Regions from separate parts of the Homo sapiens genome. Here region 1 is linked to region 2. A link is a loop called in an ENCODE intact Hi-C map of the cell type or tissue named here. Cell type or tissue: mucosa of descending colon. All regions are shown on one strand.

Region 1 (8,000 bases), 160 kb after region 2:
CATATAATGATACTATCAGTATGAGTGGTGGGTGGGATGGTGCAGGGAGGGGCAGGAAAGGAAGAGGTAGATGGTGTCTGTTTATGTAACCCACTCCATTCCCTCCCACTCCCATGCTTGCCATCCACTGGGAGGCTTGGCCCAGGGCTTATGCCACTTGGTGATGTCACCCCCATCAGTGCCAGGAGACATAAATTTCATTTCCCAGAAGATGCAGCAGACAGTAGCTTCTGGACAAACAGTGACTCCAGCAATAAATATTGGCAGAGGAGAAAAACCTTTAATGGAAAAGGTTTGTGAACCTAAAGCAGGCAGACTGTAAATCCCAAAACAGGGAGGGGTTTCATACTTTTAGACCAGAAGAAAGATTCATCAGTAGCAAAATAAATAATTCCAAAGCCTATTTGAAGGAATTAAAATCTAAGTATTAAATAGAAAGCACTTCTAACTGTTAAGAAACCATGGAAATGAGACGAGCCCCTATCCAGAAAGAAAAAGCCAAGTGACCTCCTGAGATTGGTGTGGTCTGGCAGGGGAGTGCGCGGAGCTCAGGAGGATGGAGGGAGCCCACAGGAGATGGGCGGGGTTCTGCCCTCCTGGGTGAGGAGAAGAGGTGATGACTTTAGATTACACTCCAGGGAACTTACCTGAGGGTCACCCAAACCAAAACTCTGAAGGGAGGACAGCAAAGAAATCATAAATAAGGACAGATTGCAAGCTTAAAACTGTCCCCCAAATATCACTTGTCAACAAAATACATTGGGAAACTGAGCTCTAGGAGAGTTTAAATGATTGAATGTGAATTTCGTGTTGTGTTCCTCTGCAGAGTGAGTTCACTTTCAACACTGACTGCAGAAGAGAATGCAAGCTCGTCTTCATCTTACAAGATGTCGGGGCACTTGCTTTGGGACAGGCTGGTTTTTCTGAGAAGGTAATCCAGTATCCACAGGCAACAACTTGGTCTACCTGACCTAGCACACTGCAGGCCACTCCATGACTGCCCAACACCAAAGCAGACCTGCATGGGGAGGGCGGCAGGACTCCCTGGTGTGATGGCAGCTGCACAGGTTCCTATGAATCTTCTTTTGGAATGCGGGGTGGGGGAAACATGGCTATTATTGTCTGCCTCAGACGACGACATGAAAGTTCAAAGAGGTTAGGTAATGTGCTCACTATTACATAAACCTGAAGCTTCTTCCTTGGAATCTCGAACTTTTCTCATTTTCCTATTCCACCATACCAAATTCAAACTCAGAGTGAGAAATTTGCAGCAGGAATTCTGCTTCTGGAACAAGAGATTCAGATGTTCAAAAGTGGATCTAGAGACTACCTGGGGTTCCCTAACAGGCCCAAACTGTAAATCCTATTCTAGAATTGCCCCCCTGCAGGACAAGACTTCAGGAGCTTCTTCTGGGGTCTGGAGTCGGCCTTTCCCCAGTTGACCAACCGGGTTAGAGCAGGTAGAGGTGAGGAAGGGAGCTTGGCCTATGGCCCTTGCCCCGTAAAGTGTTTGCCCCCACCAGAGATCCGATGCAATCCATCACACCTGGGCCTGAGAATCTGCATTAAAGAGATCTCTGGCAGGGAACCAACAATAAGACAGGCATGGGAACCATGGCACTAGATGGTGATACCCAGAGGACATAAACCACATTTTATTCATATTATTTCACAGTGCATGATATTCAGTACATTCAAAACTTGTTTACTGAATACATGGACAGACACTTTGGTTAAAAATACCTGGATCTCAGTCTTGGCTCTGCTACTTAAAGACCATGCCTTAAGTAAGCCAATGCCCAAACTCTCTCAACTATAGTTTCCTCAGAGGTGAATTATACCTTATAGGATTGTGAAGAATATATGAGGTAAAGTGTATGAAAGAGCCGGACAAATTAAAATACACTAAAAAATGTAAAAGTTCAGAGGGAGCATTGCCAACATTAGAAATCCTTTTCTTGTCACTTATCTCTCCTTGCTACACATCTCTCTGCCAGCTTTACTAATTTATGGTTTCCCACCCTTGTCTAATATGCACTGGAGTGATGGTTGGGGGAGGAGGTAGAAAGATACATCAGCCTCAAATTGCTGACAATCTACAGTTTCTGCTCTCTTACCTAGAAGCAGTCATATTCCCAATTACCATGGCAACCTGGAGTCTGCACATCTCACACCCTGGTGTCCAGAACAATGGCCATGTGTTGGATAAGTGTGTGTTTGTGTGTGTACGCACTCAGGGCCACTGCACACCCCAGTGGCTATTAAGTAATCAAAAAGTGCGCATGGAAGACTTATGTTGATCACCCATGGGAAACAGAAAGTGCACCTTTTTGATGCTTTGGACCCGGGGTTAATAAGCTACACCCCATGGGCAAAATCTGCTTGTTTTTGCATAGCTCTCAAGCAAAGAATGGTTTTCACTTTTTTAAATGGTTAAAAAATCAAAAGAAGCCTCTTTCATGACATGTATAATTATATGAAATTCAAATGTCAATGTCTATTTTAAAAGTTTTATCAGAACATAGCCCCACTCCTCTGTTTACATGTTATCAGTGGCTGCTTTTACAGTTAAAATAGGACTGTGACAGAAACCATCTGGCCCAGAAAGTCTGAAGTATTTACTCTTGAGCTGTTTACAGAAAAAGCCTGTCCACTCCTGGTCTAGGCCTTCCATTCAACAAACTTTCACTGAGAATAGGCTCGTGTCAGGCTCTGGGTCACCCCTGGTGACTGGGAATACTGATGAATAAAGTGTGGACTTTGTCCTCATCTGGCTCAGGGTCTAGTAGGGGAGCACAGAGGCCGGGTGCAGTGACTCATGCAGGTAATCCCAGAACTTTGGGAGGCCAAGACAGGAGGCTCACTTGAGTCCAGGAATTCAAGACTGCAGTGAGCTATGATTGCACCACTGCACTCCAACCTGAGCAAGAGAGTGAGATCTTATCTCAAACAAAAAGAGAGCACAGAGTGCAAACACCTAATCCAGGATGTTTCTAGAGATGCCAGGCCCACTCTTGGATACCCTTCACCAAGTTTGTGTAGAGATCCCAGTTTGAGGTAACCTGCAAGGGATCCTAGGCAATCATGATTCCACTGAGGGCACAATTCAATTCTGTAAAAGAGCAAGCTGGTCCCTTGAAGCATAGCCAGTGGTCCCTGCAGGTGCCCAGAATATAGGGTGGCTCTCATATCCAGGTGACATCCTGTGCCAACCTGTTCTGACTGGTGCTTTGCAAACAGGTGTAGGGAGGCACACTCATGGTAGGCTGAAGTCCCTCAGGCAGCTCTCCAACAGTCCGTGGGTCACCTGTCTGCTGTGTATGGCCATGTGCCCTGTTCCCTTGGAGGATTGTTTTATTGCTTCACTGTTACCTTTTTATTGCCTGTTCAGCATGCAATCTGGTCTCTCCTGGCCTCACATGGATTTATAATGTCTCCTGCCCTGAGTAGACTCACCAAGTCTTCTGATGCCTCCTTTGGGGAGACTTCTCACAGGAGTCAAGGCAGAGCCAAAGACGTTCAGCACCAAGCATGAAGCGTTATCAGTAAAGCAGTGAAATGACAAAATACCATTCAACATGCCAATACCTAAATGTGGACCTGTTTGTTGCAGACCTACCTTCTACCAAGGATCCTTCTACCAAGGGTGACTCGACCAGGCTAAACCTAAAGGTTATACAGATCAAAGGGCACCACTTTCCTCAAAGCCGAATGCATATACAATACTTGCATAATGGAATCTATGAGCTGGGTTCAAAGATAATGGATGGGGCTAACTGGGGTTTTGAATGTGAGCCTTATCCATAACTAAGGGAATAAGATGAACTCCTTTTGCTGCTGAATGGGCAGGAACATGAGATGGTCCAGGAAAAGTCTCCAAAAGCACTAATTGGCAAGGAGAGAGGTAGGTCACATGGAGGGACCTGCTGGGGAAACAAACTCTGAGCAGGGCATCTGGGGCCTCAATATGGAGGGTGAGGGGTGCATCCACACCTGGCTGAGGAGGGAGGATTGCTGCGGCAAAGGTAGCATTGCCTGCTATGGAAGGGGCATGCCGGCAGAATGAACTTTGTGATCTTAGGGAGAGAGTTGAAAGGGACTGTGAAACTTAGAAATAAGTAAAAGATGTCAATGCGTAGAGGGGTGGCAGTGCTACAGGTTGTGTAATTTACTCTTCTCACCTGTTTTCAGGTTCTATTTTTGCCCAGCTGGGCTGAAGATGGCCCCCAGCATGCTGAGCCAGTGAGTGACACTTGTCTGTGTTTACTACATCAGCGCCTCGGTCTGTGAAGTCCCAGGCTGGGCTGGTGTCCTGTTGGATTAACACAGGACAGGCCACATGGTCCTAGAGAGCCCTAAGCCCTAAGGAAGCTCCACATGCATTATCACCTCCACCACCAAGATACCTCACTTTCTGGAATGTTGTATATAAACAAAATGTGTATAATTTGAATGAAAATACCAATGCCCTATTGGAAATTACATTTGCAATTTACATTTGTATCATGCTTCACAATGTTATAAGCTATTTTCAAATACATGATTTTCCCCTAGTCTTTGTAACAGTCGTGAGAGGTGGCTATTATCACCACTATTTTACAGCTAAAGGTGGTGAGACTGTGTGAACATGCTACTTTGCACAACTTCCAGAGGCTAGTAAGCTCTGAGTTAGTAAGTCCAGTGGCTCCACAATGTCCCCAGAGATCCCTGTTCTTTTCATCTTCCCACTCTGCCTTCCTCACCACTCAGTTCTGTCCGCAGGCTTACTTCCTCGGTGGCCACGGTTCCAGGTACCACATCCTCATACCACAAAACTCAGTAGCAAAAAGGGACCATGTCTTCTTTGGGTTCATTTTTAAGATTAAAGAAATCCTCACTGGAAGCCCTTGCCTGCAGACTTTTTCTCCTGCCATGTTAGCTGGAATAGGGTCATATGTCCAGTCTTAATCTAATTGCTGGAAGCAGGGATGAATGATCAGCATTGGCTTGGATAAAGTACGTTGACTGGTTACACTATAAATTCATGACTACCAACCTCAAGAACTCTCTTAATGCTGCCTTGCAATCATACCATATTTTCCTAGACTAGTGAGTCTTAAACTTAAGTGTGCATCAGAGTCACCTGGAGAACTTGTAAAAGCCCAGATTGCTGGGCTTGGCCACAGACCTTCTGATTCAGTAGGTCCAGAGTGGGGCCTGAGAATCTGCATTTCTGACAAGTTCTCAGGTGATGCTCATGCTGATGCTATAGGTTCTGGGATCACACTTTGGGAGCCACTGCTCCAGATCATTGACTATCCCTACTGTCCAAGACAACAGCCATTTGCATAAGCTTTTTCCTCAAACTTCTGACACCTCCCTTCACACATTTCTCAATCTCAACTGATAATTTTGTTGCTAATTTCATTGAGAACAAAGAAAAACAATCAGAAGAAAACATGATCCCACCATCAGATCTACCAAGTACTTGTACACTGACTTCCTTTCTGCTACTTTTTTTTTTTTTTTTTTTTTTTGAGACAGTCTCACCCTGTCGCCCAGGCTGGAGTGCAGTGGCATGATCACAGCTCACCGCAGCCTTGACCTCCCAGGCTCAAGCACTCCTCCCACCTCTACCTCTCGAGTAGCTGAGACTACAGGCTCACCACCATGTCCAGCTAATTTTTTTGTTTGTGTGGAGACAAGGTTGCACCATGTTGCCCAGGCTGGTCTTGAGCTCCTGAGCTGAAGTTATCTGCCTGCCTAGGTCTCCCAGAGAGCTGGGATTACAGATGTGAGCCACCACGCTGTCCTTTCTGCTACTATGAATGAACTGCCATGCTCCTGTTCAAGGCCAGTTCTTCCATCTGTCTTTGGACCTTATCTCCTCTCACCTATCCAAGGACATGACTCCAAAAACTCTTCCGCTCCACAAGCCATTTCCATCAGCAAACATGCTCTGATATTTTCCATCCTGAAACAAAACAAATGAAAACCCCAAAACCTCCCTTGACCCCAAACCCTTGTTAACCCTGACCTCAATTCTGTTTTAGAGCAAAATACTTGAGATCTGTATATACGCACTCTCTTCATCTCCTTTCCTTTCATTGTCTCTGGAGTCTAGTCCAGTCACACTTTTATTCCCTTTTCTTTAGTGATAACCTCCTGGTTTCTAAATCCAGTAGTTAAGTCTCAGTTCTCATCTTACTCTACCGTTAGCAGCATCTGACCCAGCTTGTCACTTCTCTGTTGGCCTCTAGGTTCTCCTCCCTCCTCCATGGCTGCTCCATCTCAATCTTCTTCAATGAGTTTTCTTCATGTCATTGACACCTATTTAAATATTCTCTCTTGAGGTAGTTTCATCCAGTGTCAGACTTTAAATGCCGCCTGCATGCTGTGACTCCAAAATTGATATCTCCAGCCTAGACCTCTCCACTGAATTTCAGACATATGTATCCTATAGTACTAACTGCCATCTTCAGGTATATAATGGGCATGCCAGCCTTGACATCTTCGAAACTGATCTCTTGATTCTTTCCTAGCCACACAGCACACACACATGCCAAGTTCCTCTTCCTACTCTCAGCAAGTAGAGACTCCATTCTACTTCCTCAGGCCAAAAAGCTTAGAGTCATCATTGACTGTACTCTTCTTTCTCACATACCACACCAAAAACATCAGCAAAACCTGTTAGGTCTACTTTCAAAATGTATCCAGAATCTGACCCCTTCTCACAGCTTCTTCCACCGCTGCCTCTGGTCCAAACCAACTTCATTTCCTGCCTCCATTGTTACAAAAGCATCTTACCTGGTCTCCCTGCTTCTTCCCTTGACCCCCATTACCGATTTTCAACACAGCCAGCCAGAGCGAGTCCATTAAAATGGACTTGGCAGCTCAAAATCTCACTCAGAGCAAAGCCAAAATCCTTACAAAGGCCTGAAAGGGATTTGCGGGACTACCATTCTGACTTTATCCCCTCTGCCTCTCTCTCACTTCTCTGTAGCCACGCTGACCTCCTTGCAGTTCCCTGAACATATCAAGCAAATACTTGCCTCTCCACTTACTGGCACTCTGCTGGGAGTACCCCTCCTGCACATATCTTTGCATCTAGCTCCTTCAGGTTTCTGCTCAGATGTCTCCTTATCAGAAAGATCTTACCTGACATTCCTAGATGAAGTAGGAACAACCCCCTACCCTCACTTCCACCTCAACCCTTTCTCTTCCCCTCATTCTACCTTGATTTTCTGGCAGCCCATATTATTATCTGATATATCAAATACTTATTTACTTATCTTATCTCTTCCCCTCTAGAATGTATGTAGCATGTACATACAGGGAATGTATGAAGCAGGGAATCTGAGCCCATAGCAGGCATTTAATAAAATTTGCTAAATAATTAATGGAAAGAGAGTTTCCACAGTAAACCAACAGATAGGCAACTAGGTTATTGCACCTTGGGCCCTTACAAGTTGGATTAGTGATAGTCAGTCCCCACAGAGCCCCATCAACTCTGTTATTTCCAGACTGAGCTTCTGGATCTACAAAGCCAAGAAACAGACTCTGGACTACGTTATCTCCCTGTAGGTGCTGTCTTTCTGAGACCCCTGGCTAGCAAGCTTCCCTCAAAGCATCTCCATCTCCTCTCAGATTCTCTAAGTCCTGGGTCCTTGGTATTTAAAGAAAACTGTGGCAAATTCTTTTTGAAATACACATAATCCCTCCCTGATTAAGTTCCCAACTATTAACTTTTGAACACTGTTTTTCTCAAAGCTGGTCACACAGGTATTCACCCACAAAACACACACACACACACACACACACACACACACACACACACACCACTTAACTGGCATAGTTCACTCTCTGCTTCCTGCCACAAGATAGCACCCTCAATTAAACAACGACTTGGTCAGCCAGAGTAGGATAATTTTGATGGTTGTTTCTAGTCACAGTATAACCACCTGTACCTTGACAAGAAAATTGATTATTATATCAGGAGACTTCACTCTTATTGGCATTGA
Region 2 (8,000 bases):
TATATTTGCGTATTTTTGATTTCTGATGAGCAATCTACAGATATTTGAATTATTCTCCTATAAGTAGTATGTCAACTTTCTGGCTACTTTCCAAAGTTTTGTTCATCCTAGTTTCTAGCATTTGGATTACAGCATGACTGGGCATAATTTTTTGGGTTTATCCTGTTTGTAGCTCACTGAGCTTCTTGAATCCATAGGTTTATGTCTTTTGCCAGATTTGGGAAGTTTTTAGCCATGATTTTTCCAGTATTTTTCCTCTGCTCTGGGACCCTAATGACACAACTGTTCGAGATTTTGATATTGATTCACTCACTGGTCCCTGAGGATTTGTTCATTTTTTTTCCCCCAATTCTATTTTTCTTTGTTGTTTATATTGGATAATTTCTACTGGTTAATCTAGTAAGTTTAAAAATTTTAGGTTTTATGTTTTTAGTTCTAAAATGTACATTTGGATCTTCTTTATACCTTCTGCTTCTCTACTGAGACTTTCTATCTTTCCATTAATCTCAAGAGTCCTCTTCCTTACTTCTTAGATTTTTTTTATAATAGCCCCTTTAAAGTCTGTCAGAAAATTCCCACATCTGCATCACCTCAGCATTGGCATCTGTTGGTTGTCTTTTTTCATGTGGGTTGAGATTTGATGGTTCATTTTATTTTGAGGGCTGTAGGCAGAATAAAGTCTCATCAAAGATGTCCATGTCTTACTTCCTCAAACCTGTGAATATGCTATGTTACATGACATAAAGGATTTCAGGTTGCAACGCATTAAGGTTGCAAATGCAATTATGGTTGCTTGTCTACCGACCTTGAGGAGAGGAGAGTATACTGGATTATCCAGGTAGGCCAAATATAATCACAAGCATCCTTAAACGCAGAAAACATTTCCTGGCTGTGTTTAGAAAGGGTTGTGACAGCAGAAGAAAGATCAGAGAGATGTTACATTGCTGACTTTGAAGACGAAGAAAGGGGTCCATAAGCCAAGGAATGTGGGCAGCCCCTAGAAGCAGAAAAGGGAAGGGACAGATTCTCCCTGAGTGCCTCCAGAGGGAACCTGCCCTGCTGACACCTGAACTTAGTCCAGTGAGACTGATTTTGGACTTTCGACCAGCAGAACTTTAACATTTAAAACGCTGTGTTGTTTGAAGCCACTAACTGGCTTAAAACGTAAACGACCACTAAGTTTGTGGTCATTTGTTTCAGCAATAGAAAACTAACGTGCCGAGTAACTTTGCATTGTATCCTGGCTGTTATGTTATGAGACTATTGGTTTTGTTTATGTACTTTGTGACTATTGATATTAATGTTTTAACAAGCAATTCAACCTAGGTGGATTCAGGTGGAACATTTTGCCAGCCTTCTGTGGGTTGTAGTTCAATGTCAATTCTGTTGTTCAAGCCTTTGTAGCTACTCAGATCTTTCTCCTGTTTTTGCCAAAGTCATTCCTCATAGCCTTTGGTGTGCTGTTTAGGATCAGATCGACACATACCCAGTACAGGATTGAGCCCAGGAGTTTATAAACAACTGTATGTGGCCACTTTCCTGAGTTATTCCCTTTTTGGGTTCTCGCTAGTACCTTTCAGTTCTCTGTGGCTCCTCTTTAATATCCTCTGGCCAGGAAGCCAGTGCTCTGTTTACCCTGCTGGGCTGCATGCTTCCTATGAACGTGGCCACATTTGGGCCAAGTAGTACGAGAACAAAGAGAGAGGGAAAAGAAAGGAATGGGGGTTCCCCATCCCCTTGACACCAGAGCTCCTCCAATCAGAGTGGAACGGTTCTCTGTGGGACCCCACCACTGCTGCTGTCACTGCCACTGCTGTGGGTGCCACAGGATTGCCTGGGGTGGAGTGTGAAAGAATGAAGAAGAGAAAGAAAAGACGGAAAGATGGGATTTCCCCCACACTCACTCAGCATTACCTGCACCTTGAGCCAGAACAAGATGGCACCCTTTCTATCCACACCTGGTGCTCACTTCTGAATTTTGGGCTACCGCAAACCCAGGCTAGGGGCTACGGAGCAGAAAGGGAACACTCACTGTTGATTCACTGACAGTTTGAGTTCTGGTCTTCTTTCTTAATCCATCTGCTACCATTTACTTTTCAGAGTCCTCAGATAGGCACGCCATGTGTTCTGTTCAGATTTTATTGTTGCAATGAGGGTGGAATGTGCTTGCCCCTGCCTCTCCTCTTAGTGGCTGCTAACACATTTTCCCTTAGGGGTTCTGTTCTATCAGGGCAGGCTGTGTCATGGCCTCACCACAGCTCCCTCTTTTCTTGCTGCCCTTAAATGAACTTAAACAGGCCACAGCCCAACATAAATCAATCGTGACAGAGCAGCACTCTTTATCAGTGCCACTTACCTGTTCCTGCCTACCTTGTGTTCTAGGACTTTTATTGGAAAAGCCACATAGAGGTCAAACTCTGTCTAGCTATCCGTCTATAAAGAAATCCAGACAGCGTAATGCAGCATTTTATGAACAACAAGTGGATCTTCTGGGAATGACAGAATCCTCCCTACGAATTAGAAGCATGGAAGGATTCGTTACACTTTAACATGTAAGCATGTTACCTACAACAAACTGTTGCCTTTCTAATATAAACTAGTTCCTCCTCACTGAAGAGTGGTGGAAATCTTTTGATGGTGTGGCTAAGAGAATGGAGTTTGCTCAGGTGTGAGCTTGTCCTCTTGTTCACGTCTCCGTGTGTGCCTGAACTTTGAGAAAGCGTTCTTATACGAGGAGGTTCCTTATTGTTTTTTGGGAACGCTGTAAGTCACTGCTCATGTTCAAAGTCCATCTATTGTATTGCAAGGACAGCTTTTCATCTTTTCCTTTATACTCTCAGAAGTGCTGATCCTTATTTTACATATTTTTCCCTTAATGTTTTTCCCTGTTTGCTTAATATTGCTGCTTGGTTTCCTAACCTGAGCAGTGTGTTGTCTGACCATCTGCCTCTGTTTTCTGCCCTTTTGTTTATGATTGGTCTATGCCAAAAATAATGGGTTTTTAAACTCCTTTTATTAAGAAAAACAGATAACCCTCATTGGGCAGAGAAAAAGGAGGCCAGGATGCTTCTGTGCTACCAGTAAACATTCCTGCTTAATTATTTCTTACCCAATTGTCATGTAGGCCAGTGCTTATCAAACATTAATATGCATATGGAATCATCTGAGGATTTTATTAAAATGCACTCTGATTTAGTTAGTCTGGGTTGGGAACTGAAGGTCTGCATTTCAGATACACTCACCCGTGATATTGATGCTGCTAAGCCTGCTGTCAGCACATTCAGGAGCTAGGACAGAGGCTATACAAGAGCATTTATCATTTGTATTTTAAGAGCTTTACTGATAGTGGCAGTGGTTTAAAAGAGAATACAAAAAACAAACCTGGGAATGTTACGTTGTTTAAGAAATGTTACTAAGCTCTTCTGATCATTGTCTCAGGTTGGTTCCCTGGGAAGCTTACTCTGAGATGGAGATTAGCACGTGGGGACGTATTAGGTAGAGTTCTTCTCTGTGAAAGAGGCAGAGGAAGCCGTGGAACTGTGATGCAGTCTCTGAAGGAGGGATGCCGCCTTAGAGTTTTCCTGAGCTCAGGGGAAGAGGGCTGAGCCTTTATAACAAACTCTGCCCAGTCATTGGATGCAGGCTGCCCCAGGAAGGGGCTGTGACCTTGAGCAAGGGGACTCTCATCACTGAGGCACTTCCTGTCCAGAGCAGGCAGCTACGACTGTTAGTAACAGGGCTTTCAGTACCAGAGGGACCATGTGGTGAAACATCCTGGCACACACGCAGTGTGGACCCCGGTCTTTCCTCTAGCAGATGAGCTAGTTTGAGCCCTCCTCTTCATTCTTATGCTGAAATTAACACCCTCAAACATAATTCCTTCTCACTACCTGGGCCTGAAAAGCCAACTGCAGTTGTCAACTAGCGTCAGTTCAAGCCCCTTGGTGGATACATTTTTTAAAATTTCTAGGCTAGATTTTTCAACATTGGGAAGATTCCTTTTAACATTTCTTCATAGCTTCCTTCTAAATCAGAGGTTCTGATGGTCATAAGAAAATCTCTATCTGAGACTGAGGGAGTGATTTGAAGCCTAAAAAGAAATGGTCTCTCTTCCTTGCAGAGAACAAAGGCCTTGAGTTATACATAGGCTGAATTAAAAAGAGAAGCGTTAGGACTGAAAAAGTCCATTTGTAGAGGAGTGAGGACAGAAAGAGCATAGGACAGGCTGTTTAATGATTTAAACTTATGCCTTATTGCATAATGTGAACTTTAACCTCTGCTAAGTATAGTTTGTGCCCTGAGAATCCTTCACACTTTAGTAAAAATAGTTGCACACTTGAATGGTGCCTGTGTGTGATGACTGCAGGGAAAAGGGCTGGGAGGTGCTGGGAGAGGAAGGAAGAGAAGCCAGGAACCCCTGGGGCAGGGTATCTTGAGTCATCTTGCCATTTAAATGCTCTAGGCAGCAATGGAGGGAGTTGTCCAACAGAAACAGCAGCAGGAGGCAGCTGGAGGCAGCTGGATGGTGGCCTGGAAGTTCCCTAGGCAACTGTGTAATGAAGCTGTGGGCTGCACCAAAGTACACCACTGCCTCCATACACCTTGCTTCTGTTGGTACCTCCTACTGGAGCTGAACTGTGACATGTAGGGGACAAAGCTTCCTGCGCAAGGTAGATTCTTGCAGCCCGAACATTGGGAAATCTAGTCCTCCAGTGTGAGAAATGTAGTCATTGAAGAGTGTGGGTCATGGAAAAGAGCCAGATACCAGGGAGCGGGAGCTCACTCAGGGCCTGGGCAGGAGCTCTACACAAAGGAAAGCACAAGAGCAGAGGGCCACACATGCCCTACAGTGGACTGGAGACCCCCTTGACTGGGAGGGATCCCTGTGTCACCACTGGACACAGACTGATGCCCGAGATCAGGGCCAGGGTTGGGAATTCTGAGTTCAACTCCGATGCATGGGCTAAAGAAAATACAAGAGGAATAAAGAAAAAGCAAATCTGGTTTTGCTTTTTTCACTGGGGTGACTGTAGGCACCAAAGGCATCAATTGTTGCTATTTACTTACTCCAGCTCCATGCCCTGATCCCTGTGGCACCAGAATTTTCCATATGCTTTCTGTACAGAGATGAGAATGGAAATGGTATCTGATGCCCCTGGGAAGGACTGTGTTGACTTATTTGTGCAATCATCTGAGGCATTTTATGAGGGCTAGGTTGTCAGAGAATCATGTCATGCAGGTAGAAGTAACGCAAGGTATGTCTGACAGAGAGCAGAGATGTCTCTGCCAGCCTTCACCCTATTCCCTAAGAGATTCTTCTGATGGCTTGATGCACATAGGAAAAACTTTATACAAATGAAGGCACACAGAAACTTCTCAACCGAACAAAATGATGCAAAACATTGAACAGATAGAACCACATCCTGGGGGATTATGGGTGCCCAGCCATTGATTTACATGAATATTTATTCCAGCAAGAAGGGAGAGAGCAGAAGCCAGGAAGGATTCAGTTGTATGGATCCTGTACTAAACACTTTTTCACAAATACCATAATTATCTTTCCTTTTATTCTTCCTTCACTAGATGACTTCAGGCTACTTCTTTGCTATTGCCACCTAAATGTAGGAAGAAGAGTTAAACTTATTGAGAAACTGCTATATACTTCATATGCTAATCTACAATAACCCAATGGGATAAAAAAATTTTTTAAAAACACATGAAGGAAACTCAGAGAGAATAGGTGTATGTGTCAGGGTTGGGGATTTTAAGCCCAGTTCTGATACCAAAACCTTGCTCTTATCAAACCCAGTTCTGATACCAAAACCTTGCTTTTATCAAACCCAGTTCTGATACCTAAACCTTGAGATAAGGTGATTCTCAACCCTATCTGCCTATGCACATCACCAAAGGAAGCTTGGAAAACACCAGTGCTCTGGACCCACCCCAGGCCAAATAAATAAAAAACTCTGGCTATGTAGGTTGGCACTGTACTGTAAAAATACCTCTCTGAATGATTCTAATGGATCCAGGCTTGAGAATCACGAGGCTCACTATACTTCCTCCTTCCCATTACCGGCAGGAGAAGCCCTGTGTTCCAGCCATCTGCACACTCTTTGGCTTTTCAGAAACATCCCAATCCTTCCAGCTTGTCCACAGAGCCCCAACAAATGAAAGACACATTTGAAGGTCTAAAGGTCATTCTCTTTATAACAAATGTGTGCAAGACATAACTGATGCAGGCATTCTTGTTAGCGGCATATAAATGAGTCTGATGAACACAATTTGAATTGCGCTGGAAGCAAAACAGCAGCTCTGAGAGATGTTTACTAATTGTTCTGCATTTGTTACATGATGTAGTAGGAAAAGCACTGCATTTGGAGCCATAAACACAAGATTCTTGTTTCTGTCTGCCTGCTAGCTAGCTTTAGTGTATGAAGAAAATTTCTTTACCCACCTGGACCTCAATTCGCTTACTTGTAGAATGTGGGTGTAGGATTTGAGGATATCTGAAATTACTTCCACCATCTGCCATGTGGATCAGGACATCACTGCTGTCTCAAAACCTTACAATATTCATCTAGAAGAAGGCTGTGTCATCTAGTCAGTGAGAGTTTACCTTAAATTTTTAAATCTTTTTATGTAAGCAAAAGTTATGAAATCACAAAAAGCTGTTTTCCCAAATAAAAATTAGGCCAAGATCTCTCTGTCTCTCTTAATACCCTTTAAAGAACAGTCTGAGGTAATTTAGAGAGTCTAATACTTATGCTTAAATGTTCATTACAGGTTTCTTCAGTGACATGTGCGACCTTGACTTTTAATTATTCAAGAGTGGCAAGTATGGAACCTAAAGTGGATTGTTGACACAAGATGCCTGGAAATAAGGTAACCCTTCTCTCTTTTTCTCAAAGTAGTTTTTGATGGAAGTATTAAAGATGCATTCGTTCTAGAGAAGATTAATTTAGCCCAGTGGTAATTCTGAAATTTAGGCATTATTCATATTTGCTGACAATGAATATTAGAGGAAGTCCAAGGACATAGCCCAGTGAGGCTTTTACTAGCTTAGGGCTTGTACAATGCAGATGCCCAGAGACCCAATGGTAGGCCTGTCCTGGAATGGGAACTGCCAATTTCCTAAAGGGCTGATTTGCAGCCTTCTACCAACGCCTTTCTAAGGCACCACGGAGCAGTAGATGTGCTCTGACAAATCGGCTGAAGCGTGCAAGGCTCTGCTGAGAAGTCGGCCACTTAATTGTAGGTGCAAATGGGAGCTGGGAGTAGACACTTAGTGATATTGATTAATTCTGTGTTTCCAAACTGAGCTCAAAGGTGTCCAGGGTCTTGCAAGATGTCCCAGAGGAGGACTCAGAAGGAGCAGGAGATGCTGAGCAGGGAAGGTCACTAGAACCGCCTTCTGATGCAGCCTGAGAGGCTGTAATTTTCTGCATTGCACCTCTCTAGGTTTTCTTGGGGAAAATGTCCTTTGGCAAACAAATAAAACCTTGACTTGAACTTCATTGGAAATTGCTCTTTCTTAAAAGCTATTCTCCAGAATTCTATCCTTAGGTCTTCTCTCACACTACATCAGCAAGCACTTTTCCTTCTAACACCCTATGACCTGTTGGTGATGTTTCCTTGTATTGCTTCTACTAAACAACTCTTCCAACCCCATGGAAGTGCATTCTCACCTGACTCAGCCAAGAAATATTTAACCAGCATCTACTCCTGAGGAGAGCAACACCTTTTTCACTTCCATAAGCAGGACCTACAGGACCTCATAAAAGGAATCCTCCCCTCTGTGAAGATTTATATTTTTTAAATAGCACAAGTTAAAGAAGAGTTTCTTACCATTTGCCTGGGCCCTGAAGTTCAGCCTTTGATTGGCAGATGGGTGATCATGCTCACCCAAGTCACTTCAGGGGCCAGCAATGAGCTTGGAGGGGCAGGATTCAGCTTGAACTCCTATCCCACTCCCTCCCACCCTCTCCAGAGCTCACAGGCCA

What was found. Hi-C counts contacts between places; a loop is a spot of excess contacts. Peaks named below come from ENCODE experiments on the same cell type or tissue, not always from the same donor. Only the 100,000 strongest peaks of a DNase experiment are listed, where the experiment ranks them.
Region 1: it touches region 2 in a loop (2.8-fold over the local background); 3 of 110 quality-filtered maps call a loop at or near these places.

What each region holds. Positions count from the first base shown.
Region 1 is chr1:116,174,346-116,182,345 of GRCh38, reverse strand. No RefSeq gene overlaps it. Among named protein-coding and RNA genes, the nearest start is that of MAB21L3, 67 kb to the right of the region's middle. In mucosa of descending colon, no CTCF peak of the experiment used is centred here; a DNase peak (open chromatin) is centred at 3,275.
Region 2 is chr1:116,330,730-116,338,729 of GRCh38, reverse strand. It overlaps LOC105378920 (a long non-coding RNA gene), which reads left to right and starts at 2,412. Exons shown (of 5, transcript XR_001738197.2): 1 at 2,412-2,552; 2 at 6,784-6,882. In mucosa of descending colon, no CTCF peak of the experiment used is centred here; a DNase peak (open chromatin) is centred at 4,509.